Regions from separate parts of the Homo sapiens genome. Here region 1 is linked to region 2. A link is a loop called in an ENCODE intact Hi-C map of the cell type or tissue named here. Cell type or tissue: Calu3. All regions are shown on one strand. Each heading gives the region's core, and the rest is flanking DNA. Links, peaks and the distances in the headings are about the cores only. Region 1 has its middle 15 kb from the start of PRPS1L1. Region 2 has its middle 40 kb from the start of MIR1302-6.

Region 1 (15,524 bases), core at 3,361-11,360, 73 kb after region 2:
AATATCATTATAGGAATGAATAGGCAAAAGAAGGTTGGAGAGACAGAGACACAAGGGAGAAAGTCATTGATGATGGAGGCAGAGATTAGAGTGACACGTCTACAAGCCAAGAAATGCCAAGGACTGCCAGCAGCTGCTAGAAGCTAGGAAATAGACTCTCCCTTAGCGTCTCCATAAGCAACCAACCCTGCTGACACCTTGACTTTGGACTTTTAGCCTCCAGAGAATAAATTTCTGTTGTTTCAAGCTACCCAGTTTATAGTAATTTGTTACTGCTCCCCCGCCCCCCAGGAAACTAATACAGATTCTGGTAGCAGGAAGTGGAGTCCTGCTATAACAAATATGTAGGAATGTGGAAGTGGCCTTGGAATTGGGTAATGGTAGAGGCTGAATGAATGCTGAGGTATATGAAAGAAAAAGCCTAAATTGCTTTGAAGAGACTGTTGGTAGAAATAGAGTTGTTAAAAGAGATTCTGGTGAGGGCTCAGAAGGAAGAGATGCTTCTCTCATCTTAGAGAATGTATGTGTCCTCGCAGATTGTTGGTAGGAATATCAACATTAAATATGCCTCCAGTGAGGTCTCAAAAGAAAATGAAGGGTATGTTATTTGAAATTGAAGGAAAGGCTGTCCTTGTTATAAAGTGGCAGAAAACATGAATGAATTGTGTTTTACTGTTGGGTGGAAGGCAGAACTTCTAAGTGATTAACTTGGATATTTAGCTGAGATTTCCAAGCTAAGTGTGGAACATGCAGCCTGGTTCCTCCTTGCTGCTTATAGTAAAAGCAGAGAGGAAAGTGATAAATGTGGAAGGAATAAAGTAAACAGGAACCAGAACTTGATGATTTGTTGAGTTTCTTAGCCTATCCAGATGGCAAAGAATGTGAAAATCAGGAAATTCATTGTTAGAAAATCATGCTCTGGATAGAAGGCCAAGGGTGTGGCTAGATAACCTTTTCCTGAAGAAATTAAGTGTGTGACTCATAGGTCTAGTCAACCATCTCAGCAGAAAGAAAGAATAGCGTCTAAATAGACTGATAGAGTACTAAATAGCTATTGTGCTTTGGTTGATTTTTTAAAATTGATATAAACCTTACCTAATGATAGGCAAACCTAGGAATAACTAAGTAGGCATCTAAAATACCAGCCTAAGGATTTTTCATTTATTTAAAAAAGCAATGAGAAGCCCTTGTAGCTTTTTAAGTGGATTTTCAGTAGATGGCTGATGCAATGAAAACTACTTTCATTTTTTTTATTTTTATTTTTTTTTTGAGACAGAGTTTTGCTCTGTTGCCTAGCCTGGAATGCAGTGGCCCAATCTTGGCTCACTGAAACCTCTGCCTCTCCGGTTCAAGCCTCTGCCTCTCTGGTTCAAGCGATTCTCATGCCTCAGCCTCTGGCGTAGATGGAATTACAGGTGTGTGCCACCGCACCTGGCTAATTTTTTGTATTTTTAGTAGAGACAGTGTTTCACCACGTTGCCCAGGCTGGTCTCAAACTCCTGGCCTCAAGCAGTGTGCCCCCATTGGCCTCCCCAAAGTGCTGGGATTACAGGCATCAGCCACAGCACTGGGCGAAAACAGTACTTTCTAAAGAGAATTCAGCAGTATTGTGCAAACTGAACTGTACTGGAAAGATTCTGCAACTGGGAAACTACATGTGCCTGGGTGGTTTCCATTTTGAGAAATTGGGCCTAAACAATATTTTTTTAGTGTTATAGTAAACAAAGAAGCCTTCATTTTTTTCTAATCCCTAATGCACACGGGAGTTGTTTACGGGAATTTAGTCTGGGTATAAATTTCTAAATGTAATGCTGACAGAATCTCTTATCAATGACATGATTAATGATGTTTTCTTCAGAGTGGCTTCAGTTAGTGTTTATTAAGATGCTTCCCAAATCCTAATTCTATTTCAAAGATACAGTCAGATGATTATACTTATGAGTACCCTGTAAGAATGAGAAAAGAAAAGGCAGTGATTGAATGGTTTTAAATAACACATTTTATCCTGATTAATTATTATGCAACTAGTGACTTTCTTCTTCTGTTTTTATATGCATCATTCTCTTTCTTTCTTTTCTAGGAAAACCATTAATTTTTTTCATCTTGATTTCATTGCAAATGCTATGTAATGACTGGCATAACTCACTGCTTAGGGCATGGGAAGGGAGCCTCCCTTTTGCAACATGAAAGAGTCTCTGGTTGTGGAATAGGCAATGAGTAGTGTCTGTTTCACAGACTGAAAATTGTGCTTTTCTTCTTCGTCCTTGCTTACTGATATGGTTTGGCCATGTCCCCACCCAAATCTCACCTTGAATTGTACTAATCTCCATGGGTCAAGGGTGGGGCCAGGTGGAGATACTTGAATCATGGGGGCGGTTCCCCCATACTGTTCTTGTGGTAATGAATAAGTGTCATAAGATCTGATGGTTTTATAAATGGGAGTTTCCCTGCACAAGTTCTCTTGCCTGCTGCCATGTAAGATGGGACTTTGCTCCTCATTCACTTTCCACCATGATTGTGAGACCTCCCCAGCCATGCAGAACTGTGAGTCAATTAAACCTCTTTCCTTTATAAATTACCCAGTATTGGGTATGTCTTTATTAGCAGTGTGAGAACAGACTAATACACTTACCATTTGGCTTTTCCACTTAATAACCTACCAGTTAAGGAAGGATTAGAAAAACTAGCCCTGTGAAGGTCTCCAGGCATATTAAGATATGGGAAGAACAGCAAGAGCAAAGGCTTTGAGGTGGGAACATGCATGAATTACAGCAACATAAAGAAGTTCAGTGTGGCTGGAGTAGAGTGAGCAAGAGACACAGCAGAATGAGATTAAGTCCGCAAGCTGGGGCAGATTCAGATAATGTAGGTAAGCTATCACATGCTCTAAACTTCTCTATCTCCAGTCACCATCAAATTGACCTTTTTTATTTTAATTTTTTTCAAGACAGGGTCTCACTCTATTGTCCAAGTTGGCATGCATTGGTGTAGGTCAGGGCTTACTGCAGCCCCGAACTCCTGGACTCAAACAATCCTCCCACCTCAGCCCCTTGAGTAGCTGGGACCACAGGACTATCACCATGCCTGGCTAATTTTTAAATTATTTTCTTTTGTAGAGAGATGCGGTATCACTATGCTGCCCAGACTGGTTTTGAAATCCTGGGCTTCAGTAATCCTCCTGCCTCAGCCTCCCAAAGCTCTGGGATTTTGGGAGTGCACCACTGCACCTAACCTCAAATTGATCTTTTGTTTGCTCCTTGCTTGTTAGTGCTCAAGTCTCTACTAGGAAAATTATGTCTTAAATTATTCCTCATTAATAAGAATTTTATCTTTCACAGGAGCTTTCTGAAAACACTGGCAACTCATACATTCCCAAACTTGCCAGGTCATCAAATTCTTGGCTTCCCACTCTTGACTTCCCGAATCTTCAGATAAGAGGCTTGGAAAACAACATTTTTAAATGATTATCTTCAATGATTCTTATGATCTGGCAAGCTTAGGAAACACGAAGCCTCAAAACCAAGACTGATTGAGGTAATTTTGAGTGCAGAAGACAGTTTTGAGCAGTAACATTCCAAAAGACATGCTACTTTACTAATACCTGTGGCAGCTCTGGTCAATACTTGAGCTGCTACTTTCCCCTACAATGACCATGGCCTTCATCTCTCGTGGATCCTAGAATTCCTTCCTGCTGACTTGAGACATGACCTCAGATTCTTTCTCCATGCAGGTATCCAGGCAGCCACTATCAATTGATAAGACCTGGCATAGAAGGCGAAACTTAAATGCCATCCCTCTCATAAGGTTATCACTAGACTAGGGCAACTTCTCAGCTGACTTTTATTTGGGGAAATACTAAATTATTACATTTTAAAAAGTTTGGGTTAATCTATGGGGTTAAACTTATTTTATTGACTCAGCAATATATACTGATGTAAACTTCACAACTGCAGTATCCGGAAAAAACGGATTATGACTATTTCTTTTATAACAGTTTATATATGCAGACATATTTCTGAAAGGGACAGTGAAAACAAAAATGAGTTTTAGAATTAGAGTTTAAGGTAAATTCTGGCTGTGCCAGCTATATTACCGTACAGCTGTATTACGGCGCATTAGCTGTTAATATTATAATATTAGCTGTACTATCAGCTATCTTAGTAACCAATTAATATATGTCTTTGAATCTTTGATTCTTCATTTCCACAAAAGAGACAAAATACCTCGCACAACTGCTGTAATTTAATATAAACGTTTATGTGTGAAACAGCTAGAAGAGTTTTGGTCACATTATGTGGACATGAAAAAAGCCTAGATTTTCTCCTTTTATTTATTTGAAACAGAAATCTCCATCCATTAGCTGACTCACTTATAAGACTCTTTGTGCGTTCCTCTGTTTGATTACAGAATTTGGGTAATACATGGAAATTTTAATAAACACCCTAAAATGCTATTTATGCAAAGTTTAATAGTTAATATATATTCAAACAAGCAAAATCTTTGAGTAACCTTTTTAATTCTTATGGGCATGTGCCCTAGACTTGTAAGGAAACCATGGAATCAAAGTCTCTTCGAGTTAAATGGGACCCTCAACATCATCGGTACGATGTACTGAATTCTTACAATAGATGAGAGAAGCTAAAATTGGGGCCTCATTTACAAATATGTTTGTCCTGGAGTTAATAAAGTATTGTCTAAAACTAAATTTTCTATTTCTTCAGTAAAGAGTAATGACTGTGAGTAATGTGCAGTCTTCAATTATTGAAGAAATATTAATTTATATTAATGATAAGGCAGGAAATTTAAGCTAACCCAAGAAAAACAGATGTAGGAAAAACCTATGCCCAAAAATGTTTTCTAAATAACTCAAGTAATCAGAAATGTAAATAAATAAGAAAATCCCATTCCTAAACATGAGAGTTATTCAAAATTATACTGAAGTTGAATGTGTACACCTCTCAAGTTTTCCCAAGTTTTGTCTTTCCTCTACTCCTTAAGCATAAGTACTTCTTCAAAACATATATCAGTAGGCTAAAATATCAAAAAGTTAAATTATAGGTTGTTGCTACCTGCAGTATTGCATCAGCTTCAAGGGTCAACCCCTATTTTCTGTCTCTCACCTCCCCTTCCTTGGCTATTCTCAAAGAAACTTGCTAGCTTCTCAACCAATCCTAACAAAAGCAGGCTCAAAACCTTTGAATCTGCAACCTGGTGCAGATTTTAAATTAACCACAGCAATGGAACAGCTACCCACAGTGGTGGTTCCATATGCCCTCTGTTTCTCCTTTACCACCAACGTGGCTAAGCCCAAGGTCTGCCATATGAGGACCCAGCCTCGGGTGTCTGGGCATTCCTTGGGTTGTCACCCTCTGATCCTCCCTCTTATGTTAGCCATTAGACTAGCTTTTTCCTTTGATTCGCCTTCTTCTCTATATTCTATCAGCTCTGTGCCCTTGTACCCATTTAGACTGCGGCCCTACCCTGAGCCCCAGGTGATGTGAAGACCCTAGAAGCTTGCTAGTCTTAGTGTCTATGTCCTTTCCTGAGGAGAAGCTGGTTTCTCTTGCACCTCCTGCATTATCACATCTGTTCAACTCTTCTGCATCATTACCTAGATTTCCTATCATTGCCTTCTGCCCATCAAATCCACTCTTCTGATGCTGGCAGTTGCTGGTATCATGCCCAAGCTTGCTGTGTCTTTTGGGTGCTCTGCTTTTGGAGCCCCCGTCTGATCTCACTGGGGCCACCCTCTCACTTCCCACACCCTAATCTTTGCCACTGTGAGTAGCTCTCCACCCAGTTTTGGCCTTGACCAGCTCCCTGCTGAGGTCCCCATGTGCTTGCTAACAAGGCTGACCTAAGTCAATTCTACCTGTTCCCTTGCCACTAATATGTATCTACATACTTTCGCCTACGAAATGCTGATAGTAACCTTCAAAAGCATCCTTTTAATCTCATCATTCTGATGTTCAAAAGCCCAATATTAATTTTCTATTGTCTACTGCATTTGAAAAATTCTTCTGTTTGGCTGTTAAGAATCTCCCAGTGAGGCCAGGCATGGTGGCTCATGCCTGTAATCCCAGCACTTTGGGAGGCCAAGGCAGGTGGATTACCTGAGATCAGGAGATCGCGACCAGCCTGGCCAACATGGTGAAACCCCATCTCTACCAAAAATACAAAAAATTAGCCGGGCATGGTAGCGGGCACCTATAATCCCAGCTACTCAGGAGGCTGAGGCAGGAGATTGCTTGAACCCGGGAGGCAGAGGTTGCAGTGAGCTAAGATCGTGCCATTTTATTCCAGCCTGGGTAACAAGAGCGAAACTCCGTCAAAAAAAAAAAAAAAAAAAAAACTCCCAATGAAACTATCCTTATAAACTTTATAAAATAAACTGAGCTTGCAGCACATTCAGCATTAATCATTAGGTCAGCTTGCCTTCTGACCTGCTTCCTCATAGTTGTGTGGTGCCTGTTGTTCTAGAATCACATAGACTCTGGATTATAGCTCCCTTAACTGCTCTATAGATAACAACTTGAACATTATGAAAGGTTAAGTTTTCCCTTTGAGATATTCTTTCAACTCCTACATACCAGCAAAACTACTAATGTCAGTTGAAGGACCCCACAAGGAGCTGACTCACCAAAGAATGCAGTTTTCACATCCTGATGATTTTATACCCCTTACCCTGGCCAATCAATAACCCCAATTTTCTAGCCTCTTGCCCTCCATGATTCCCTTAAAAACTCCAGCTCCGAACTCCTTCGGGAGATGGATTTGAGGGTCTCCTCCCATCTTCTCACTCAGCCACCCTGTGATTATTAAACTCTTTCTCTGCTGCAAACCCTTCAGTGTATTGGTTTATTACTGTACAGTGGGCATAAGAACCTGTTGGTCCTGTAAAACCATGGTCCATTCAATCAAATTTCCCAAGAATTCCCAAGAGTCAGATATGATTAGCTCACAGGCCAAGTCCTTTTCTCATGCTGTTGGTTCCACATAATCTGCCCTCCTTCCTCTTCCCTGCATGTTCCAGTCCTACTCGTTGCTCAAAGGCAAGCTCCAGTAGGAATCCCAACATAAAGTCTTTCCTGGACCCTCCAGCTCTTTGGTACATTGACCCAGTATATATATATTTTTTTAACAATTTAGTACTTCTTTCCTAATTGCTTCATACGTTTTGTTAGTCCTGCCGTTCACAGGAGGATTGGAAGGATTCTGTAAGAAATGACCATTTGCTCTACTTTTTTATTTCTTACAGTGCTTAGAACAGTGAGAGGAGGCATAAAATAGACTAATATAAGTACAGTTGGTTTTAAAAGTGCCTTATAGGCAAATCTTTTTCTTTGCATTGAAAACACATTGGTCGAGAAATGGATTCAAGATAGCCAAATAGGAACAGCTCTGGTCTACAGCTCCCAGCAAGATCAACACAGAAGGTGGGTGATTTCTGCATTTCCAACTGAGGTACCCAGTTCATCTCACTGGAACTGGTTGGACAGTAGGTGCAGCCCATGGAGAGCTGCCAAAGCAGGGCTGGGCGTTGCCTCACCCAGGAAGCACAAGGGGTCGGGGAATTTTCTCCCCTACCCAAGGGAAGCTGTGAGGGTCTGAGCCTGAGGAACTCCGGCACAGATACCGTGCTTGTCCCACAGTCTTCGCAACCTGCAAACCAGGAGATCCACTCCGGTGCCTACCCCACCAGGGCCCTGGGTTTCAAGCACAAAACTGGGTGGCCAATTGGGCAGACACTGAACTAGCTGCAGGAGCTCTTTTTTTTTTCCATACCCCAGTGGCGCCTGGAATGCCAGCAAGACAGAACCGTTCACTCCCCTCAAAAGGGTTCCTGAAGCAAGGGAGCCAAGTGATCTGGCTGGGCGGGTCCCACCCCTATGGGGCCCAGGAAACTAAGATCCACTGGCTTGAAATTCTCACTGCCAGCACAGCAGCAGTCTGAGATCCACCTGGGGCATTCGAGCTTGGTGGGGTAGGTGCATCCACCATTGCTGAGGCTTGAGTAGGTGGTTTTACGGTCACAGTGTAAACAAAGCCACTGGGAAGTTCGAACTGGGTGGAGACTTCTGCAGCTCAGCAAGGCTGCTGAGGCCAGACTGCCATATTTCTCCTCTCTGGACAGGGCATCTCTGTAAAAAAGGCAGCAGCCCCAGTCAGGGGCTTATAGCAGACTTAAACGTCCCTGCCTGGTGGCTCTGAAAAGAACACCGGAACTCCCAGCACAGAGTTCGAGTTCTGCAAAGGGTCAGACTGGCTCTCAAGTGAGTCCCTGACCCCCATGTATACTGACTGGGAGAGAACTCCCAGTAGGGGCCAAAAAACACCTCATACAGGAGAGCTCTGGCTGGCATCTGGCAGGTGCCCCTCTGGCTCGAAGCTCCCAGAGGAAAAAACAGGCAGCAATCTTTGCTGCTCTGCAGCCTCCACTAGTGATATCCAGGCAAACAAGTTTGGGAGCGGACCTCCAGCAAACTCTATCAGACTGGCAGCAGAGAGTCCTGACTGTTAGAAGGAAAAGAAACAAACAGGAAACAAACAGAAAGGATTAGCACATCTACTCAAAGACCCCATCCAAAGGTCACCAACATCAAAGACGAAAGATAGAGAAATCCACAAAGATGGGGAAAAACCAGCACAAAAAGCCTGAAAATTCCAAAAACCAGAATGCCTCTTTTCCTCCAAAGGATCACAACTCCTTGCCAGCAAGGGAACAAAACTGGATGGAGAATGAGTTTGACAAACTGCCAGCAGTAGGCTTCAGAAGGTGGGTAATAACAAACTCCTCCAAGCTAAAGGAGCATGTTCTAACCCAATGCAAGGAAGCTAAGAACCTTGAAAAAAGGATAGTTGAATTGCTAACTAGAATAACCGATGTAGAGAAGAACACAAATGACCTGATGGAGCTGAAAAACATAAGTATCAATAGCTGAATCAATCAAGTGGAAGAAAGATATCAGTGACTGAAGATCAACTTAATGAAATAAAGACAGAAGACAAGATTAGAGAAAAAAGAATAAAAAGCAACAAACAAAGCCTCCAAGAAATGTGGGACTATGTGAAAAGACCAAATCTACATTTGATTGGTGTACCTAAAAGTGACGGGGAGAATGGAACCAAGTTGGAAAACACTCTTCAGGATATTATCCAGGAGAACTTCCCCACCCTAGCAAGACATGCCAACATTCAAATTCAGGAAACACAAAGAACACCACAAAAATACTCCTTGAGAAGAGCAACCCAAAGGCACATAATCATCAGATTCACCAAGGTTGAAATTAAGGAAAAAATGTTAAGGGCAGCCAAAGAGAAAGGTCGGGTTATCCACAAACGGAAGCCCATCAGACTAACAGCAGATCTGCCTGCAGAAACGCTACAAGCCAGAAGAGAATGGAGGCCAATATTCAACGTTCTCAAAGAAAAGAAGTTTCAACCACCCAGAATTTCATATCCAGCCAAACTAAGTTTCATAAGCAAAGGAGAAATAAAATCCTTTACAGACAAGCAAATGCTGAGGGATTTTGTCACCAGACCTGCCTTACAAGAGCTCCTGAGGGAAGCACTAAATGTGGAAAGGAACAGCCAGTACCAACCACTGCAAAAACATACCAAATTGTAAAGCATATCAACAGTATGAAGAAACTGCATTAACTAATGGGCAAAACAACCAGCTAGCATCATTAAGACAGGATCAAATTCACACATAACAATATTAACCTTAAATGTAAATGGGCTAAAAGCTCGAATTAAAACACACAGACTGGCAAATTGGATAAAGAGTCAAGACCCATCAGTGTGCTGTATTCAGGATACCCATCTCACATGCAGAGACATACATAGGCTCAAAACAAAGGGATGGAGGAATATTTACCAAGCAAATAAAAAGCAAAAAAAAAGCAGGAGTTGCAATCCTAATCTCTGATAAAACAGACTTTAAACCAACAAAGATCAAAAGAGACAAAGAAGGGCATTACATAATGGTAAAGGGATCAATGCAACAAGAAGAGCTAACTATCCTAAATATAAATGCACCCAATACAGGAGCACCCAGATTCATAAAGCAAGTTCTTAGAAACCTAAAAAGACATTTAGACTCCCACACAATAATAATAGGAGAATTTAATGCCCCACTGTCAATATTAGACATATCAATGAGACAGAAAATTAACAAGGATATTCAGGACCTGGACTCAGCTCTGGACCAAGCAGACATAATAGGCATCTATAGAACTCTCCAGCCCAAATCAACAGAATATTCATTCTTCTCAGCACCTCATCACACTTATTCTAAAATTGGCCACATAATTGGAAATAAAACACTCCTCAGCAAATGCAAAAGAATGGAAATGATAACAAACAGTCTCTCAGACCACAGTGCAATCAGATTAGAACTCAGAATTAAGAAACTCACTCAAAACCACACAACTACATGGAAACTGAACAACCTGCTCCTGAGTGACTACGGGGTAAATAACGAAATGAAGGCAGAAATAATATGTTCTTTCAAACCAATGAGAACGAAGGCACAATGTACCAGAATCTCTGGGACACATTTAAAGCAGTGTTTAGCGGGAAATTTATAGCACTAAATGCCCACAGGAGAAAGCAGAAAAGATCTAAAATTGACACCCTAACATCAAAATTAACAGAACTAGAAAAGCAACAGCAAACAAATTCAAAAGCTAGCAGAAGACATGAAATAACTAAGATCAGAGCAGAACTGAAGGAGAGACATGAAAAAAACCCTCAAAAATATCAATGAATCCAGGAGCTAATTTTTTGAAAAAAATCAACAAAATAGATAGACCACCAGCCAGACTAATAAAGAAGAAAAGAGAGAAGATTCAAATAGATGCAATAAAAAAATGATAGAGGGGACATCACCACTGATCCCATAGAAATACAAACTACCATCAGAGAATACTATAAACACCTCTATGCAAATAAACTAGAAAATCTAGAAGAAATGGATAAATTCCTGGACACATACACACTCTCAAGTCTAAGCCAGGAAGAAGTTGAATCCCTGAATAAACTAATAACAAGTTCTGAAATAGAGGCAGTAATTAATAGCCTATCAACCAAAAAAAGGCCAGGACCAGATGGATTCACAGCCGAATTCTACCAGAGGTACAAACAGGAGCTGGTACCATTCCTCCTGAAACTATTCCAATCAATAGAAAAAGAGGGAATCCTCCCTAACTCATTTTATGAGGCCAGCATCATCCTCATACCAAAACCTGGCAGAGACACAACAAAAAAAGGAAATTTCAGGCCAATATCCCTGATGAACGTTGATGCAAAAATCCTCAATAAAATACTGGCAAACCGAATCCAGCAGCACATCAAAAAGCTTATCCACCATGATCAAGTTGGCTTCATACCTGGGATGCAAGGCTAGTTCAACATATGCAAATCAATAAATGTAATCCATCACATAAACACAACCAAAGACAAAAACCACTTGATTATCTCAATAGATGCAGAAAAGGCCTTCGATAAAATTCAACACCCCTTATGCTAAAAATGCTCAATAGGCTAGGTATCGATGGAATGTATCTCAAAATAATAAGAGCTATCTATGACAAACCAACAGCCAATGTCATACTGAATGGGCAAAAACTGGAAGCATTCCCTTTGAAAACCAGCACAAGACAAGGATGCTCTCACCACTCCTATTCAACATAGTATTGGAAGTTCTGGCCAGTGCAATCAGGCAAGAGAAAGCAATAAAGTGTATTCAAATAGGAAGAGAGGAAGTCAAACTGTCTCTGTTTGCAGATGACATGATTGTATATTTAGAAAACCCCATTGTCTCAGCCCCAAATCTCCTTAAGCCGATAAGCAACTTCAGCAAATTCTCAGGACACAAAATCAATGTGCAAAAATCACAAGCATTCCTATACACAAATAACAGACAAACAGAGAGCCAAATCATGAGTGAACTCCCATTCACAATTGCTACTAAGAGAATAAAATACCTAGGAATACAACTTACAAGGGATGTGAAGGATCTCTTCAAGGAGAACTACAAACCACTGCTCAAGGAAATAAGAGAGGACACAAACAAATGGAAAAACATTCCATGCTTATGGATAGGAAGAATCAGTATCGTGAAAATGGCCATACTGCCCAAGGTAATTTATAGATTCAATGCTATCCCCATCAAGCTACCATTGACTTTCTTCACAGAATTGGTAAAAAACTACTTTAAACTTCCTATGGAACCAAAAATGAGCCCACATAGCCAAGACAATCCTGGGAAAGAAGAACAAAGCTGGAGGCATCACGCTACCTGACTTCAAACTATACTACAAGGCTACAGTAACCAAAACAGCATGGTACTGGTACCAAAACAGATACATAGACCAATGGAACAGAACGGAGGCCTCAGAAATAATACCACACACCTACAACCATTGGATCTTTGACAAATGTGACACACACAAGCAATGCGGAAAAGATGCCCTATTTAATAAATGGTGTTGGGAAAACTGGCTAACCATATGCAGAAAACTGAAACTGTACCCCTTCCTTACACCTTATATAAAAATCAACTCAAGATGGATCAAAGACTTAAATGTAAGACCTAGGACCATAAAAATCCTAGGAGAAAACCTGGGCAATACCATTCAGGACATAGGCATGGGCAAAGACTTCATGTCTAAAACACCAAAAGCAATGGCAACAAAAGCCAGAATTGACAAATGTGATCTAATTAAACTAAAGAGCTTCTGCACAGCAAAAGAAACTAGCATCAGAGTGAACAGGCAACCTACAGAATGGGAGAAAATTTTTGCAATCTATCCATCTGACAAAGGGCTAATATCCAGAGTCTACAAAGAACTTAAACAAATTTACAAGAAAAAAAAACCCCATCAAAACACCAAAAGCAATGGCAACAAAAGACAAAATTGACAAATGGGATCTAATTAAACTAAAGAGCTTCTGCACAGCAAAAGAAACTATCAGAGTGAACAGGCAACTTACAGAATGGGAGAAAATTTTTGCAATCTACCCATCTGACAAAGGTCTAATATCCAGAATCTACAATGAACTCAAACAAATTTACAAGAAAAAAACAAACAACCCCATCAAAAAGTGGGCGAAGGATATGAACAGACACTTCTCAAAAGAAGACATTTATGCAGCCAAAAAACACATGAAAAAACGCTCATCATCACTGGCCATCAGAGAAATGCAAATCAAAACCACAATGAGATACCATCTCACACCAGTTAGAATGGCAATCATTAAAAAGTCAGGAAACAACAGGTGCTGGAGAGGATGTGGAGAAATAGGAACACTTTTACACTGTTGGTGGGACTGTAAACTAGTTCAACCATTGTCGAAGTCAGTGTGGCGATTCCTCAGGGATCTAGAACTGGAAATACCATTTGACCCAGCCATCCCATTACTGGGTATATACCCAAAGGACTATAAATCATGCTGCTATAAAGACACATGCACACGTATGTTTATTGCGGCATTATTCACGATAGCAAAGACTTGGAACCAACCCAAATGTCCAACAATGATAGACTGGATTAAGAAAATGTGGCACATATATACCATGGAATACTATGCAGCCATAAAAAAGGATGAGTTCATGTCCTTTGAGGGACATGGGTGAAATTGGAAATCATCATTCTCAGTAAACTATCGCAAGAACAAAAAACCAGACACCGCATATTCTCACTCATAGGTGGGAATTGAACAATGAGATCACACGGACACAGGAAGGGGAATATCACACTCTGGGGACTGTTGTGGGGTGGGGGGGGGGGGAGGGATAGCATTGGGAGATACACCTAATGCTAGATGACGAGTTAGTGGGTGCAGCGCACCAGCACGGCACATGTATACATATGGAACTAACCTGCACAATGTGCACATGTACCCTAAAACTTAAAGTATAATAATAAAAAAAAAACAAGAAAACCAAATAAGGCATAAGCTGCTTATAGTGAAAAAAAAAATTCATTAAACCTTGGACTGTGAGCTATATATGTTGTATATGATTTTTCTAAGGAAATCCCCAATATCCCAGTTTCTAAGACAAATAAAAGTCCTCTGAAAAAAAAAAAAACCCCATCAAAAAATGGGCAAAGGATATGAACAGACCCTTCTCAAAAGAAGATATTTATGCAGCCAACAGACCTATGAAAAAATGATCATCATCACTGGTCATTAGAGAAATGCAAATCAAAACCACAATGAGATACCATCTCACGCCAGTTAGAATGGCGATCATTAAAAAGTCAGGAAACAACAGATGCTGGAGAGGTTGTGGAAAAATAGGAACACTTTTAGACTGTTGGTGGGCATGTAAATTAGTTCAACCATTGTGGAAGACAGTGTGACGATTCCTCAAACATCTATAACTAGAAACACCATTGGACTCAGCCATCCCATTACTGGTTATATACCCAAAGGATTATAAATCATTCTACGATAAAGACACATGCACACATATATTTATTGCGGCACTATTCACAATAGCAAAGACTTGGAGCCAACCCAAATGTCCATCCTTGACCGGCTGGATTAAGAAAATGTGGCACATATACACCATGGAATTCTATGCAGCCATAAAAAAAGAATGAGTTCATGTCCTTTGCAGGGACATGGATGAAGCTGGAAAACATCATTCTCAGCAAGCTATCACAAGATCAGAAAACCAAACACAGCATGTTCTCACTCATAAGTGGGAGTTGAACAATGAGAACACATGGACACAGGGAGGGGAACATCACACACCAGAGCCTGTCTCGGGTTGGGGGGCTAGGAGAGGGATAACATTAGGAGAAATACCTAATGTAGGTGATGAGTTGATGGGTGCATCAAGCCACCATGGCACATATATATCTATGTAACAAAACTGCACGTTCTGCACGTGTAACCCAGAACTTAAAGTATAATACAAAATGTAAAAATAAAAGAAAAAGTGAGATCACATTTAAAAAAAAAAACACATTGGTCACTAAGCTGAGGAGTGATTCCATTATGTATGATACCATGATTCAACGATGCGGAGCTTTCCTCTGTCAAAACTATCCAAGTATCAAGGAAGACATAAGGTGGTACTCCCCATGTAAAGCAGAAACATGTTATCATTGTGGAAACCTGTCTGGAGTGGTAACTGGAATGGTACTTGACTCAGCTGAGTTAAAAAGCCTGGGAACAACTGTCTCCTGATTGTTCCACTCAGAGATTTTCAGGGGTATTTATTTCAAACATGAATTTCTAGGATGTTTATTTCAAACAGGGCTGAGGACTAAGGAAAGGTGAGAGATGATGAACTATGTATGTTCTTAGGAAGAGAGAGGAGAGAGAAAAAACATAAATGTAAAGATTCTTCTACTATGAACTAGTTAAGAGTTAAATTGGAAAGGCACCATAAGAGAGCCATGCCCAGCCGGGCGCCGTGGCTCATGCCTGTAAACCTAGCACTTTGGGAGGCTGAGGCAGGTGGATCACGAGGTCAAGAGATCGAGACAATCCTGGCAAACATG
Region 2 (15,524 bases), core at 4,568-12,567:
AATCCCCCAACAGAACCCCAGCAGAATGAAAGTCTGATTTTCGCTACGAGATGATCACTTATAGAAACCTATGCTACACGGTTCTCTTTCCATTGCAAGAGGCAGAAACTCAATTTATGGATAATTCATTGCTCACATAACATATCCGTGGAAAAAATCAGCTATAGAACGAGACTTAAGAATGACTGGATGCAGGAAGTGAAAAACTGAAATGTACTTATTTCTCTCTCTCTCATCTTGACTTTTCTTTACACGTCGATGTATTCTCTCAGGCTGGCTATTCCTGTTTATCTAAAATCGAAGCCACTTGCTAGCTCCAAGTTTAGGATTGAAATCCTTAATGATTTACTGGATGAAAGGCAGGGAGTTGCAACAGTTAAAAATGTAAGGGCCTGGCACGGTGGCTCACATTTGTAATCCTAGTGCTTTGGGAGGCCTAAGCAGGAGGATAGCTTGAGGCCAGGAGTACAAGACCACTCTGGGCAATACAGCAAGACCCCTTCCACAAAAAATGTTTAAAAATAAACAATAAATAATTTTTTTTAATTAGCCAGGTACGCTGGCATGAGCCTGTGAGTCCTAGCTACTTGGGAGGCTGACACAGAAGGATCACTTGAGCCTAGGAGCTCAAGGTTATACTGAGCTGTGATCACACCAGCCTTGGGAGTAGAGCAAGACCCTGCACCTAAAAAAAAAAAAAAAAAAGTAAAGGTAACAAAGATAGGCTGGGTCCAGGCTGTGAAAGAACTTGTGTCATGCTAAGAAGTTTGGGCTTTTAAAGTCAAATCTGGCCTAATCTAGTTTAGGAAATCTAAAACCTATATGAAGAAATTAAGTTTATTTAGAGACTTCCTGAGCTACAGTGTGCTCTAGAATAGATTAGTACTGTTGACCCCAGTCAAGCTGGGGCTGGCTCACAATTTCCTTCTTTGAGAACAGTAGTATTCTAGAAGGGTGGACACCTGAACCCAGATGGAGCAATAATAAAACTCCCTTTGCCTGGCCACAGTGGAGTAGTCCATAGGTGTGCACCTGATCTAACACAATCCAATCATACTCTTCCTTGAGGTATTCAGTTTTAAATGTTTACATTTAGGCTCAGATACCCAGGGAAATCTTAAAGGCTTCCTCATACTGTGCTGGGATGTAGAGTAAAACTCAGTAAAATTAACAGAAAATAGATAAGACTTCCTGGGTACAGTGGAGCAGCAAGGGGATCTGGGCCAATGATTCTGATCAATGGAACTAGATCCATTTAAAGAAGATATTTAAGTACATAAAACAGAAGAAAAAAGTAGAATATCTATGAATAGATTTCAGAGGCACCACAGAGTAGAAAGAGGGACTGAGTAATAGAAGAACAAAGGAAGAATGTCTCAATAGACTTTTCAAGATCAAAACAGTGGCATCTACTGAAAAAGCTATAGAAAGAACCCTATGGCCAAAGAGGCAATGAGAATTCATAATGTTACCTGATTTAATTTAATAGTAGAAATCTACATATAGGAAAGAAAGGAGACACAGTGCTTTTGATTTTAACCAAAATGATAAGTAGAAATAAAAATGCACAGCCTCTACTCCCCATTCTTACTTTTAGATCTAAGAGAGACCTATAATATGTACTTCCTGCTGAGAAAATAAAAGAAGGCATGATACAGCACACTCTCTCACTCCTCTCTTTAACCCTCATCTTGCAGTATCCAGTTCTCTCAAGCTGAATGATGGAACCCAACAGCAATTGTAGCACTGACATCCACTTCAATGTGAGTAACAGGCTTTCCCCCTGGAAACTTCACTTACTGCTTGTGAGTATGGGATGTGTACTACAAGACTTCAGGCTCTGGAATCAGACCTGGATTCAAATCCTAATGCCACCCCTAGCTGAACGACCCTTGGCAAAGTATTTAGCCTTTCAAAGTCTCCACACACCTGCCAGGGGAGAAGGGAGGCAGAACTAGGGAAATATAAACTAAACTGCCAGAGTTTGAGATACAAAATAGATAAAATGTGTCTGGCAAAGTGCTTAGAGCACAGGGTGTGTTCAATAGTCCCCAACCCACTACATAGCACCCTATAGTCACTGGGCCACAAATATAGTACAATGGTCCTTAGCTCTACTCCTTTCTATAAAATGAGGGTAGACCACACTGCAGGCCTCCAAGTCACAGCGCTGGTTCCCTGCAAGGATTAGTGGAATCAGTCCCTTAAAAGTCTTTCATGCGTGGAATATATTTAGGGACTAATTAAGTCAATACCCAGACTAATGTATGTGTAGTGATTCATCTTTCAAAGGTTTTCTACTCCTTTCTTATCACTACCACTCATAAATGGACCCTCATTACCATTATTCTCCTAAATCCTGGAAGAGTTTTCTCTTCCAAGAAGTCATCATGACTTCAGTCACTTTCCAATTCAATCCCATCCCTAGAAGGCTATCATGCCTATCCTGGCCAAAAACTCAAACATTTCATTAAGCAATCATTTTTTCTTCTTTCCCTCAGCAGTGGACACCTGTCATTCTTTTTGGCAATGGACAATGGGACCCCATTATTATATGTGGAGAATCCTCTCTTTTATGATATAGAGCCCACATTCAACTGTAGAAGCTATATGCCAGCAGCGACAGCAGCAGTACCTCACAGGACAAATTCTGCAGAGGGATTTGGAGCCTTGTTTCTACTTGAGTGGCTTCAAAGTCAGGTCTGCTGACTTTACCAGAGGTTCTTTTTTTTAAAAAAAAAAAAAGAAAGAAAGAAAAATAGGGTCTTACTGTGTTGCCCAGGCTGGAGCATGGTGGCACGATCATGGCTTACTGTAGCCTCAAATTCCCAGACTCAGGTGATCCTCCCACCTCAGCCTGCCAACTAGCTGGGACTTCAGGCACACACCATCACGTTCAGGTAATTTTTTCTGCATTTTTTTGTAGCAACAGGGTCGCGCCATGTTGCCCAGGCTGATCTTGAACTCCTGGACTCAAGCAGTTCATCTGCCTTGGCCTGCCAAAGTGCTGGGATTACCGGCATAAGCCACTGTGCCCACCCTACACCAGAGATTCTATGAGCTAGTCAATGTGGTGGACATACCCTAAGCTGACCTCCAAGGAGTCATGCCCTTGTATAGCCTGATGTCACTCTCTCACTATTATATTATAGTATATAAGACTCTTTCTTATCAGACTGGAGCAAGAGAGACTTCCTTGCTAGCTTTAAAAAAGTAAGATGCCATGTTGTAACAGTACCTATGAGAGGGCCACATGGCAAAGAATAACAGCAGCCTCTAAGAGTTAAGGGCAGCCTCTGAATGACAGCCAGCAAGAAAATGGAGGCCTCAGTCCTACAGCCACTATGAGATAAATTCTGCCAATAATAGAAAAGAGCTTGAAAGTGGATCTTTTCCTATTGATCTTCTGTTGGGATTGCAGCCCTAGCCAACATGGGAGAAGATCTCTGGCCAGAGGACCTAGTTGAGCTATGTGTGGACTTCTGAGCAATGAAACTGATATGATAAAGGGGTGTTGTGTTAAGCTGCTAAATTTGTGGAAATGTGTTACACAGCAAGAGAAAACAAAGTCAATATCCTCTAATAAATTTATTTGATGCTTATATTAACTAAGTTAGTTTCCATGACTTGCTACTGAATACCTTGAGTGACACACAGACTATCCAAATCTTACCCTTTCAGTGGTCACTTCAAATTCCAGTCATCACTACTGTACTAGAACTAAACCAGTCCACACCCATCTCCTTCTTATCACAGCTTCTGTAGAGATGTGAAGAAAGTACCATTTCCAGCAACCTCAATGCTCCTCAAGCTCACCAGAAACACGTTATACTCTCTCTGGTGCAGCAAACAATAGATAGTAGTTTTCCTCTCTTTGAAGCTCTAAACAAAATTCACCATAGTAAACAGGAAACCACATCTGAACTTTTTTTCAGTACTTGATACTTAATGATTTGGATGAGCTCCTATAAACCATTTGTAATTTAGGGAATGGAAGAGTAAGAATATACATATTAGCTTAATGGAGAGCTCTTGGTACTGTCTGCTTATTCAAAAATACTTGCATAAGATTACATATTACCATTATCTACAGAATTACAATGCTTCCTTCTGCAAGCTGGATAATATATTCCACTGTTAAGTGTAATAATGCAATATCAGAAGTCTATCACTTTAGTGTTACAAATCATGTGGGCAATTATCCTAAAAAAATTCTAGTGGGATTTGAAGGAGAGGAGATTTGGTGAGATGAAGAAAAAGAACAAGTTTCTGTCCTTTTCTTTTTTTTAAAAAAAGTCTGATTTATTCAGATATGAGATCTACATGGAAAGAAATGACTAGATAATTCCATAAACCTTCTGTTCACTTTGATACCTGTAAGTTCGGCCAAAGAAGCAGAGCTGATGAGAGAAATAGACATCCCGACACCCAGAATATGATCTCTGACCACTACTGGCTGCCTCTGGAGTGAACACTCCATTACTGTCCCCCGTCAATACTCTCTCTTCCCAAAAATCAGGTTCTGACTTTTCTTGCCAGTGAGGCTGATGATCCTCAAGCTTGACAACTGTGCTGATAAACTTTAAGAACTGCTTTGATCAGTAAAAGGGCAGTAGGTAGTTGATAGGGTGAGGCCAGCAGGGCAGAGAAATATGTGGACTATGGATTGATTGCAAGAACAAATATTCTGCAGAGGTGTGTGTGCTTCTTTGTTTATTTCAGCAGTAGCTATTAGAGTCATGGTTCTCTCCCATCAACAGGCCAACAGTATGATCCATCCCCTTATGACTATATTGACTGATTTAAAATCTGATCTGCACATGTATAAAGATGACCACTTTAAAAATCTAGAAATACATAAATTTATGAAGTTATCATAAGACACAGGAGCAGCTTGCTCTCATAATTAAAATACAGGAAATATAGATGTTAAGCTCAGCTTCACACTGATTCACTATGGTGTAACGTTGGGTATATCAGTGTACCTGCCGCCTCCTTCCTAAAATGAGAACAATATGTCACCCTACTTATCTCTCAAATGTTTTGAGGAATCACCAAAAAGTGTAAGAATTATAATAACAAACTGGGAAACAATTGTATATATCTGCAGATGCATGCAATAAAAATTAAGTATGATGTCTATTGAAAGCAAAAGGCTTCAAGCAGTAAGAGCCCCCACCAACTTAAACAGTAATACAAATTGTATTTTAAAACAAACAAAAAAAAACCAATGAAGCAAAAATAAAAAGCCACATTTGGATGTAATAACAAAAAATGTCCATAACTACAATATTTCACTAATGAGAAGGTACAGATGCTACATACAGAAGGATTTTATGATGTCCATATGTTTCTCAAATGACTCTCCTTGTTAGCTATTTCTCCACATCTCTATTTAAGAATAACCTGCACCTTCCCCACTGAGTGTGTACAAATTATAATGTAATATGTTGTAATATTTAAACAAATTCAAAAAAGAAGTAATTCTAATAAAAAGAAAGGAAAGCTACATAAACCTAGATGTAGATATTAATAAAAATCTGAATTCTGGTGTCATTCAAATTAGTTAATTAAATAGGTTTATATCTGGTCAGCTGGCCTTAAGATTCAAAACTCCTAAACCTCAAATAGAATTCATCTATATCTTAAATATATAATTATTTATATATAGTGGCAATAACTTCATAAAACAACTCTTTCTACCATAATAACGGTTATGCTTAATTTGGTCACCAAACAATCACAAAAATCTATAAGCATGTATAAAATTACCTTTTAATTGCAAAAGAGCCATCATTATTTCTACAAAAGACAGCACTTTAATGTGCTAAACACTCTCTAGTCAGAGTGCTGGTCTGACTCTCCAATAAAGGCCAGCCCAACAGGCTGAACTGCAGAAAGAAAGAAACAGGAAGATCAAGGTTAAAAAAAAAAATCTGTCTCCTACCCATAAACTGGTATTTAATTTAAAACTCCTTAACTTCCTTCTGCACAACCTTATGTGCATCTAACCGTGTCCATTTTGTAGTAAAGATTATCAATTCACTAGCACAGCTAAGAAAGCATCTCTCTCCCTCTGGCTGGCAGTTTATCAAAGGTCAGACAGGATTGCCACCTTACATGCATCTGTTTAATAGCTAAAACATATATGAAAACACTAGCTTTTTCCCACACAGAAAATGGCATATTCTAAGAAAATGCTGCTCTTCTTCAAATGTGCCCCATTCAAACAAAATGGATGAGAATAAATTACAAGCAAGTTTTACAACTGACTAAATTATGTTGTTTTGGAAATATAATATTCTTATTAGCCATTTTAAACATAAATGGTTTCCAGAAGGAACATCAGTAATTTGATGTTTGGGGAATTAAATTGGTCCAAACTGGAACAGTGGTTTAAAAGGATAAGGAAGACTAATTATCTGTGGTAAAAGGCAAATATATTAAACAACAAATTTTCAGTCACAATAATTTCCATAATAAAAATCAAAAGTACGAAAAAGAAGGTCAAAAGATATCTTTTAAACATGATTGCTGATTTCTTAAATGCAACTTATTCTGTGCTGTTTTTAATTACAGGATTAGAAAGATTTCTGGGGCATCAGAAAACATCCAGGCCTTTTCAAATGTCATAAGGTTTTCTTTTGGGAGATTTTCAATGTTTTTTTCCTTTAATATGGGTTTTCTATGTACGTACTCCCTTTTTCCAGATTTCGACAGTGCCTGCAAGATTTGAAAACATGACAGTGCTCTGAATACTTGTAATTCCTAAATCTTACTCCTTATGAGAAATCTCAGCACAGCAAGAGTATTTAGTTGTATATGCATTGTTATACCATTTGGGGAGAAAAAAATTAACTCTTCGCTTTCTTTTCTGGTAGAAGTTAAACTTTTTAAGCCTTTCTTACCCCTTTCCCATATTTTACACACACACATACACACCCCACATACATGAAATAATGAATATATGTAGATATCTCATTTCTTATAGGATTTCAAAATGCTACAGTTACTTAAAGCTGAAAGTTCCTTTTAGGAGATTACACACACCTCCCTGGAAGAAAAAACAATTGACAGATCTTCCTGAAATTGGAGCACAGGAGACTCACTAGAGAATTCTCCAAGTCCACATCACAGGAACTGCATCCTCAGCTCTCCGTTGCAGGCCACCTCTCCTGACAACCGCGCCTCGGATCTGGAGAGAGCTCAGTCCCGCTCTGTCACATCACAGACACACAGGCCTGACACCAGCACCTCTCATTGCGGACAAGGGGATAACGGCTTCAAAGCCAAACAAACGCAGCCTGCTAGGCGCTCAGGGAACGCCCCCGTCCTCCGTTCCCTCTAGTCCCCACTGTGACACCCTCGTATGGCATCTAATTAACCAGTTTACCTTAATAAGCTTACGATTCATCACTCTCCTTCCACTAGTCAAGGAACTGCTTTATCTCCCATCCCATCCCCCAGCCTCCTGAACTTTTCTTAAAACCCAGGATTCTGATGTATTGACTTAAAACTGAAGTCCTCCACGAAACATCAAAGGTACCCCCCAATAAGCGTTGCTCCCCTCAAGCAACACGTTGCCAGTACAAACTTTTCATTCATAGCTCGGCTCCAACATAAACTGGGTGTGTTTGGGGGCGGGAGAGAATCACGCCACCGACCGCTCGCCTCAGTTTGCCTAGCCAAATGTCAGGGTCTGCATGCCACAAAGATGACCTAGCACCCAACTTCTGACGAAGGTTCCCTTAAACCCACCGGTCTCCGGGCTGCGAGATGCAAGGCAAGTGGCATCAGAGTCCGGACTGAGATGCTGTTAACCTGCGGAACCCGAGAAGGGAATACCGCGGCGCATCCTGAGGACCGGTGGCCCCCAATTCCCAGGGCTTTCCTCAAGCACCAGCCGGGGACTCTGCCGTGGTGCCACTCACCTCCGCCCGCTCCTGCTGAGGCTATCGCGCCCTCCTTCGCTCCGCGCTGGCGACCTCTTAACTTCTCCCCCTTCTCCAAACAGCCATCTTTCGAGGAGGAGAAGAGAATGGTGAGGCAGAAGCAAAAAGGGAATGAAAGTTGACTCGGGGGCCGCCGCTGCTCCTCCAGCCGAGATTTACCGGCCGCGGCGGGCGCTAGAGGAGGAGACCGCGGCGAAAGCGGCGAGAGCGGCGGGCGCGGCGCGGCCGGCTCGGTGCGCGCTGCGCGATGTGCGGGACGCGCCGCCGCCGCCGCCGCCGCCGCCGCCGCGCGGGGGGGGCTCGGGAGGGCGGCAGCGGGCGGCTGCGAGCTGCGAGCTGAGCGGGCGGCGGCGCGCGGAGAATTTGCTAAAAATAGCACTTCTTGGGGAGGGAAGTAGGGGACGGAGGTGGGAGGAGAGGCTCGGCCGGGAGCCCCAGCGCCGCGGAGGCTGGGCGGGGCTGGGTGGGGATAGGAGGAAGGACCCGCGGCGAGAGCGCGGGCCCAGGCGCTGGAGACCCGCAGGGCGGGCCGGGAGGCGCGGGCCGGAGGGGATTACGGACGCGGGAACACCTGGGCGCGCGGCCGACGCGCTGGGAAGGACGCGCGGGAGGCGGGAGGGCAGCGAGGACATCCCGGGGTGGAGCGGAAAAGGGCTCTGGGCTGCACCAGCGTTTTTTTTCCCCCCCAGGGGAAGGACCAGGGAACCTAAGACGACTTGGGATTTCTGAAGCGAGACATGCCCACGCGAGGCGCGGGGTGATGGTCAGGCGGCGGCCGTGACAGAGAACGGTGCTGGGGAGAAGCCAGGCCGCTGCCTCGCCCTCTCGCGCCCCCCGTGGCTCGGGGAGCCCCGGCCGCTCAGGTGCGCGCCACGCAGCGCCAGCCCGCCCCAGCTGAACGACTTCTTTTAAAGAGGAGGTAGCATTGTGGGGCGGTACCTGGAACGTCCCCACAGATGCGTGGAGCTTGAAGAATCATTCAAGGGAATTTTAAGAGAAAAAAATGCTACATTTGGGGTTTGTCAAATGGGAAACGTGAGGGAATATGGTGACTGCTGTTGGAAACATGACTTAGGTATGCCGCGTTTTAAGGCTGAACAGAGAGGACCATTCGCTCTGAAACCAACCCTGAAAGAAGGCAAGCAGAGTTAGAAGGGCCGAGAATTAACGAGGTGATCTCCTTCAGTGGTTAGTATTCTTACCTTGGGGATTTTTTTTCTGCTATAAATGAAGTCTATACTAGCATCACTAGTAGCTGTAGATTCCTTTATGAAGTGTACAACAATAAAATATTTTTTTAAGTGTAATCCTAAACATACTTGGCTAAAGCTAACAGTTGATCACTCAAAGAGGCTAATATTTATGGTGTATGTAATTTGACCATCAAACGAATTAAAGCTGGTGTCTCTGCTTTCATATTTATGGTTTTCCTCTACGTCAGCTAAAACACAGCTAAGCTTATAGATTAATTATATGGATGGAAAGATCAAGAAAGACCTAACCCAGTACCCTCATTTTTAGAGGAGAGAACTCGGATCCATGGGAGTAGTGTGATTTGCCCAAGGTCTCACAGTGGCAGAGTTAAGATTAAAATTTAGGATTAGGGCCTAGGCCCGGTAGCTCAAGCCTATAACCCCAGTACTTTGGGAAGCCGAGGCTGGAGGATTGCTTGAGCCCAGGAATTCGAGACCACGCTGGGCAACAAAGTGAAACCCCCATTTCAAACAAACAAACAAAAACCTCAGGAATAAAGCCAGACTACCAATTTCATAACAGCAAGATAACTCGAGAAAAGGAGTGGTATGGTAGCTGTACTTTTAAAATAGTTCAGCATTCTTAGGAGGATAAAAGTGTATGATGGCTAGATTTATCCCTCACTTTGCTCTAATCAGGAATTCACGCTGCAGGAGTGGTCAGCTAGCTTTAAATAAAAATTTAAAAATAAAAAATAATAAAGATACTCCAAAGGCTGTTGGTGCTAGAGCTTCTGCTTAACTTTCTATCCACACTGAGGATTCTGTTCGTTAGCATGACGAATCGTAGTAATGGGTTCTCATTTCATGGATGAAATTGATGATATTGACTCAAGTAGAGATATTTCTGATTTGTATATATGCCAGATATAACTATCTAGTGACCTTTCACCCTTTACCTTTCAAAATGGAGTTAAGAAATGGTCAAGTGTCCAGCCTTTAAGTTTTTGGAGGGTTTTTTTTGTTTGTTTGTTTTGGTTTTGGTTTTTGTGGGGGTTTTTTGTTTTGTTTTGTTTTGTTTTGTATTTTGAGACAGGGTCTTGTTCTGTCACCCAGGCTGGAGTGCAGCTGTACCATCAGGGCTCACTCTAGCCTTGACCGGGGCACAAGTGATCCTCTAGCCTCCCAAGTAGTATCTGGGACTAACTTTTTTAGAGACGAGGCCTTACTTTAGTGTCTAGGCTGATTTTTTTTTTTTTTTTTTTTTAATGATTCTGTTTGCCTACCATTGACTTTAAGGGGAAAATTCTCCCTCTATTGTCTCTCAAGAAACCTTTCATGTAAAGTATGGCTGAAGCACATAAAAGGAAATGCCCCTGGGATTTCACTGGGTATCTAAAACAGATTTTGTGTAATAAAGATGTATATGGCAAAATTTGAATTGAAACTTATTTTCACCTTTTAGGGTGGTGATACCAGGCATAGTTAACCTTCACTTAAGTCTAATTATTTAAGTATCCCATGTCCAGGTCATTTCACAAATGGGAGCAGTCTTCCTCATCATTCTGCTAGACATTTGAATGCTGACTTTGAGTAAGATACATGCTGCGTGCTACTAGAGACTCAAATTTTTAAATTACGATTTAGTTGAAAAGATAATTTATCTTAAAAGTTTTGGTTGGGTTGGCATGTTCTCTGTTCAAACCTATATTATTGCATATATGACACTATATTATAATTTTTTCCTGGTTTTAGTCTCTTGTCAACTGAGCTCTAAGAGGACAAAGATAACTCATTCACATTTTTTGTAGTTTTTTAATAGACTATTTTTCAAAACAGTTTTAGATTTACAGAGAAATTCAGAAGATAGTACAGTGAGCCTTGAACAACACAGGGGTTAGGAGAGCAGACCCCCTGCAAAGTTGAAAATCCACATATAACTTTTGACTCTTTAAAAACTACTAATAGCCTACTGCTGACCAGAAGCCTTCCCAAAACATCAACAATTAACACACATTTTGTATGCTATATGTATTATATACTGTGTTCAAACAATAGTCTAGAGAAAAGAAAATTTTATTATGAAAATCATAAGGAAAATATATTTATTATTCATTAAGTAGAAGTAAATCATCATAAATGTCTTCATCCTCTTCATCTTCACGCTGAATAAGCTGAAGAGGAAGAGGAAACGTTTGTCTTGTGTCTCAAGGGTGGTTGAGGTGAAAGAAAATGTGCATGTAAGTGTATCCATGTAGTTCAATCCTGTGTTATTCAATGGCCAACTGTATAGAGAACAATATACATGCATACACACATACACACATACACACACACACACACACACACAATTTCTCCTGCTATTCTCATCTTTCTTTAGTATGATACATTTTCTACAATTAGTGAACTGGTATTGGTACATTATTAACTGAGGTCCGTAGTTTATCAGATTTCTTTTTGTTAGCTTTTACTAATGTGCTCTTTCTGTTTAAGGATCCCATCTAGGAGACCACAATATATTTAGTGATCATGTCTTTTTAGGCTTCTGGCTGTGGCACTTCCTCAGACTTTCTTTGTTTTTTATGACCATGACAGTTTTGAGGAATCCCAGTCAGATATTTTGTAGGATGCCCCTCTGTAGTAATTTGTCTGATATTTTTCTCATGGTAAAAATAAAGTGATGGATTTTGGAAAAGAAGATTATAAAGTTCTATTTTCATTACATTATATCAAGGGTATATACTAGGCAACATGGTTTGTCCCTGTTGATGACGATCTTAATCGCCTGGCTGAGGTAATGTTTGTCAGGTTTCTCCACTGTAAATTTACTCTTTTTCCTCCCCTTTACATACTGTATTCTCTGAGAGGAAGTCATTATGCGCAGCCCACACTTACGGAGCAAAGATATGACCTCTTCTTTTAGGGCAGAGTATCTACATAATTTATTTGGAAGTGTTAGTCATTCACTTTTTATTTCCAAAGATCAGCACAGAGCCCTCAACATAGTAGGTTCTTACTACATGTGACGTGCAAGAATAGGATTAAACGGAATTTTTCCCCTCAAGAAAGTTTATAGGATCTGGATGTCAGCAAAATGGTGAATAAGACTTTCCAGTGCTTGTACTCCTGCAGAAACATCAATCTGAACAACTATACATGCACAAAAATACACCCCCAGGCCATCTGCTGTGGTCCTATACACCAGTGAACCCACAGTTCGGGCCTGCTTCAGCAGACCTTGGGTCTAGGCCTATCCTGGTAGACCCCAAGCTCCAGGCTAGCTTTCATGGCTTCAAGTACCAAGCCAACACCCATGATCCTTGGCTCCAGGATATAACCCAGAGACTCAGAATCCAGTAGACCCCAATGTTAGGCCAGACCTCATGGACTGAGACTCCAGAACCAAACCTGCCGACCCAGGCTACAGACTGGCCATAGTGGACCCAGGACCTAGGCCTGCTCCTGCAGACTCAGCCACAGGGCCACCCCAGTGCCAGACCAGTTTCCAGCCCCATCTTAGTGCCTGCCCATCCCCTGCAGATTGAAGCTCAAAGCACACAGCAGTAACAGGTCAGTCCCTATAGACCCAGGATTGGGGCAGGATCCCATGGACACAGGCTGTAGGAACACCCTCATGAACACAGGCTCCAGGGCCACCCCCGTGGACTCAATCAACATGTCCACCCCAGTGGATGCAGACCGCAGGTACAACCCCATAGACCTGGGCACTGGGGCAGCCTCCCTGGGAAATCCAGCAGTAACTCTACCTGTGAACCACACCAGAAAGCATGCCAGAATCTCTAGACAGACTGACTGGTAAAAGTTTTTCCAGATAAAGTGTGTCTGCAAAGATTTTAATAAGTCCCTATTTATTCAAATTAACAGACACCAATACATACCGATAAGGTTCAAGAAAAATCAGGGAAACGACACCACCAAACAACGGAAATAAAGCACTAACTAATCCTAAAGAAATTGAGATCTATGAAATGATTTACAAAGAATTCAAAATAATTCTTCTAAGGAAACTTGGCAAACTTGAAGGAAATACAGAGAAATAATTCAATGAAATCAAGAAAACAATAAATGATGAAATGAGAAATTTAATAGAGATTAAAATTATCTTTAAAAATCAAATCCTAGAGCTGAAAAACATAGTGAATGAAATAAAAAATACAATAGAGAGCATCAATAGTAAAATTGATGAAGAAAAAGAATCTGTGAACTGGAAGACAGGTTATTTGCAAATATATAAGAGGAGAATATGTAAATAAGAGGAGAAAACAGAAAAAAAATTGAAGGAATGAAGAAAGCTTACAGAATTTATGGGAAAGCATCAAAAGAGAAAATATTTGAATTATACCATTTCAAGAAGGAGAGAAAAAAGATAAAGGGCCAGAAAAAATATTTTTTGTTTTTGAGAGGAAATCTCACTCTGTCATCCAGGCTGGAGTGTGGTGGTGCAATCTCAGCTCACTGCAACCTCTGCCTCCTGGGTTCAAGCAATTCTCCTGCCTCAGCCTCCCAAGTAGCTGAGATTACAGTTACCTGCCACCACACCCAGCTAATTTTTGTATTTCTAGTAAAGACAGGGTTTTGGTGAAAAATGTAATATAATCTGGTGAAAGATATAAATATCATTGTACGGGAAGGTCAAAAGTCCCCAATCAGATTCAATCCAAATGAGACTACACCAAGACACATTAAAATCAAACTGTCAAAAATTAAAGAGAAAGGGAGGATCCTGAAAGCAGCAAGAGAAAATAAGCATATCACACAAAGGGGAGTTCTAATAAGGCTAGCAGTTTATTTCTCAGTGGAAACCTTACAAGCCAGGAGAAAATGGGATTATATATTCACAGTGCTGAAGAAAAAAAAAGAAATCGTGCCAGTTAAGACTACTGATATTCAGCAAAGTTGTTCTTTAGAAATGAAGGAGAAATAAAGGCTTCCCAGGCAAACAAAAGCTGAGACAGTTTATACCACCAGAACTGCCTTAGAAGAAATGCTAAAGAGATTTCTTCAAGCTGAAGGAAAGGACTCTAATTAGTAACAAAAATATATATGAAAGTATAAAATTCACTAGTAAAAGTAAGCACAAAGTCAAATTCAGAATATTCTAATCCTGTAATAGTGGTGTGCAGATCGTTTATATTTAGTGTAAAGGTTAAAATACAACACTATTAAAAATAATAGCTACAATAATTTGCTAAGATATACACAATATAAAAAGATGTAGATTCAAACATCAAAACATAAAATATCAACATTATTGACTCAGAGTGAAAAGTTTTTTAACATAAAATGGGTAAAATAAAAATACTGAGTTTTTCTATGCAATAAAAATTAAATAATTATCATCTTAAAGCAGCCTGTTATGAGATATTTTATGTAAGCCTCATGGTAACCACAAAGCGAAAACCTACAGTAGATACATAAAAGATAAAAAGTAAAGAACAAAGCATACCACTAAACAAAATCACCTAATCACAAAGGAAGACAGTAAGAGAGGAATAAAGGAACAAAGGATCTACAAAACAACCAAAGAAAAAAATAACAAAATGACAATAATGAGTCCATACCTATCAATAATTACCTTGAATGTAAATGGATTAATTATCCAATCAAAAGATAGAAAGTATATTAACAAATAATAGGCCCAACTACACGTTTGCTAGAAGAGACCCCTTTCACCTTTAAGGATACACACAGATCGAAATGAAAGGATGAAAAAAAAAAACAAATTCCATGCAACTTGAAACCAAAAGATAGCTGATATGGTTTGGCTGTATCCCCACCCAATGTAGTTACCATAAGCCCCACATGTCCTGGGAGGGGCCCGCTGGGAAGTAATTGAATCATGGGGGTGGTTACTCCCATGCTGTTGTTTTCATGATAGTGGGTGAGTTCTCAGGAGTTCTGATGGTTTTATAAGGGGCTTTTTCTCCTTTTGCTTGGCACTTCTTGCTGCCACCATGTGAAGAAGGTCATGTTTGCTTCCCCTTCTGCCATGATTGTAAGTTTCCTGAGGGCTTCCCAGTCCTGCTGAAGTGTGAATCAATTAAACCTCTTTCCTTTTTAAATTACCCAGCCTCAGGATGTCTTTATTAATACAATATCAGAGGTAGCTATGCTTATATCAAATAAAATAAAGAAGGTCATTATATAATGATAAAGGGGTTAATTCATCAACAGGATATAACAATCATAAATATATATGCACACAACATCAAAGCATCTAGATATATAAAGCAAATTTTAATAGTTTTGAAGGAAGAGATAGGCTGTAATATAAAAATAGCAGAGGACTTCAGTACCCCACTTTCAGCAGTGAACAGATTATTCAGACAGAAAAGCAATAAGAAAATCTTGGATTCCA

The links. Peaks named below come from ENCODE experiments on the same cell type or tissue, not always from the same donor. Only the 100,000 strongest peaks of a DNase experiment are listed, where the experiment ranks them.
Region 1: a loop joins it to region 2, with 2.0 times the contacts of the local background. A loop is called at or near these places in 2 of 110 quality-filtered maps.

The regions. Positions count from the first base shown.
Region 1 is chr7:18,005,143-18,020,666 of GRCh38, reverse strand. No RefSeq gene overlaps it. Among named protein-coding and RNA genes, the nearest start is that of PRPS1L1, 15 kb to the left of the region's middle. In Calu3, for the core only: no CTCF peak of the experiment used is centred there; DNase peaks (open chromatin) are centred at 6,556 and 7,536.
Region 2 is chr7:18,079,621-18,095,144 of GRCh38, reverse strand. It overlaps a transcript of HDAC9 not described here. Among named protein-coding and RNA genes, the nearest start is that of MIR1302-6, 40 kb to the left of the region's middle. RefSeq lists enhancers at 7,283-7,830, 7,831-8,379. In Calu3, for the core only: a CTCF peak has its summit at 8,689; DNase peaks (open chromatin) are centred at 7,244, 8,484 and 8,784.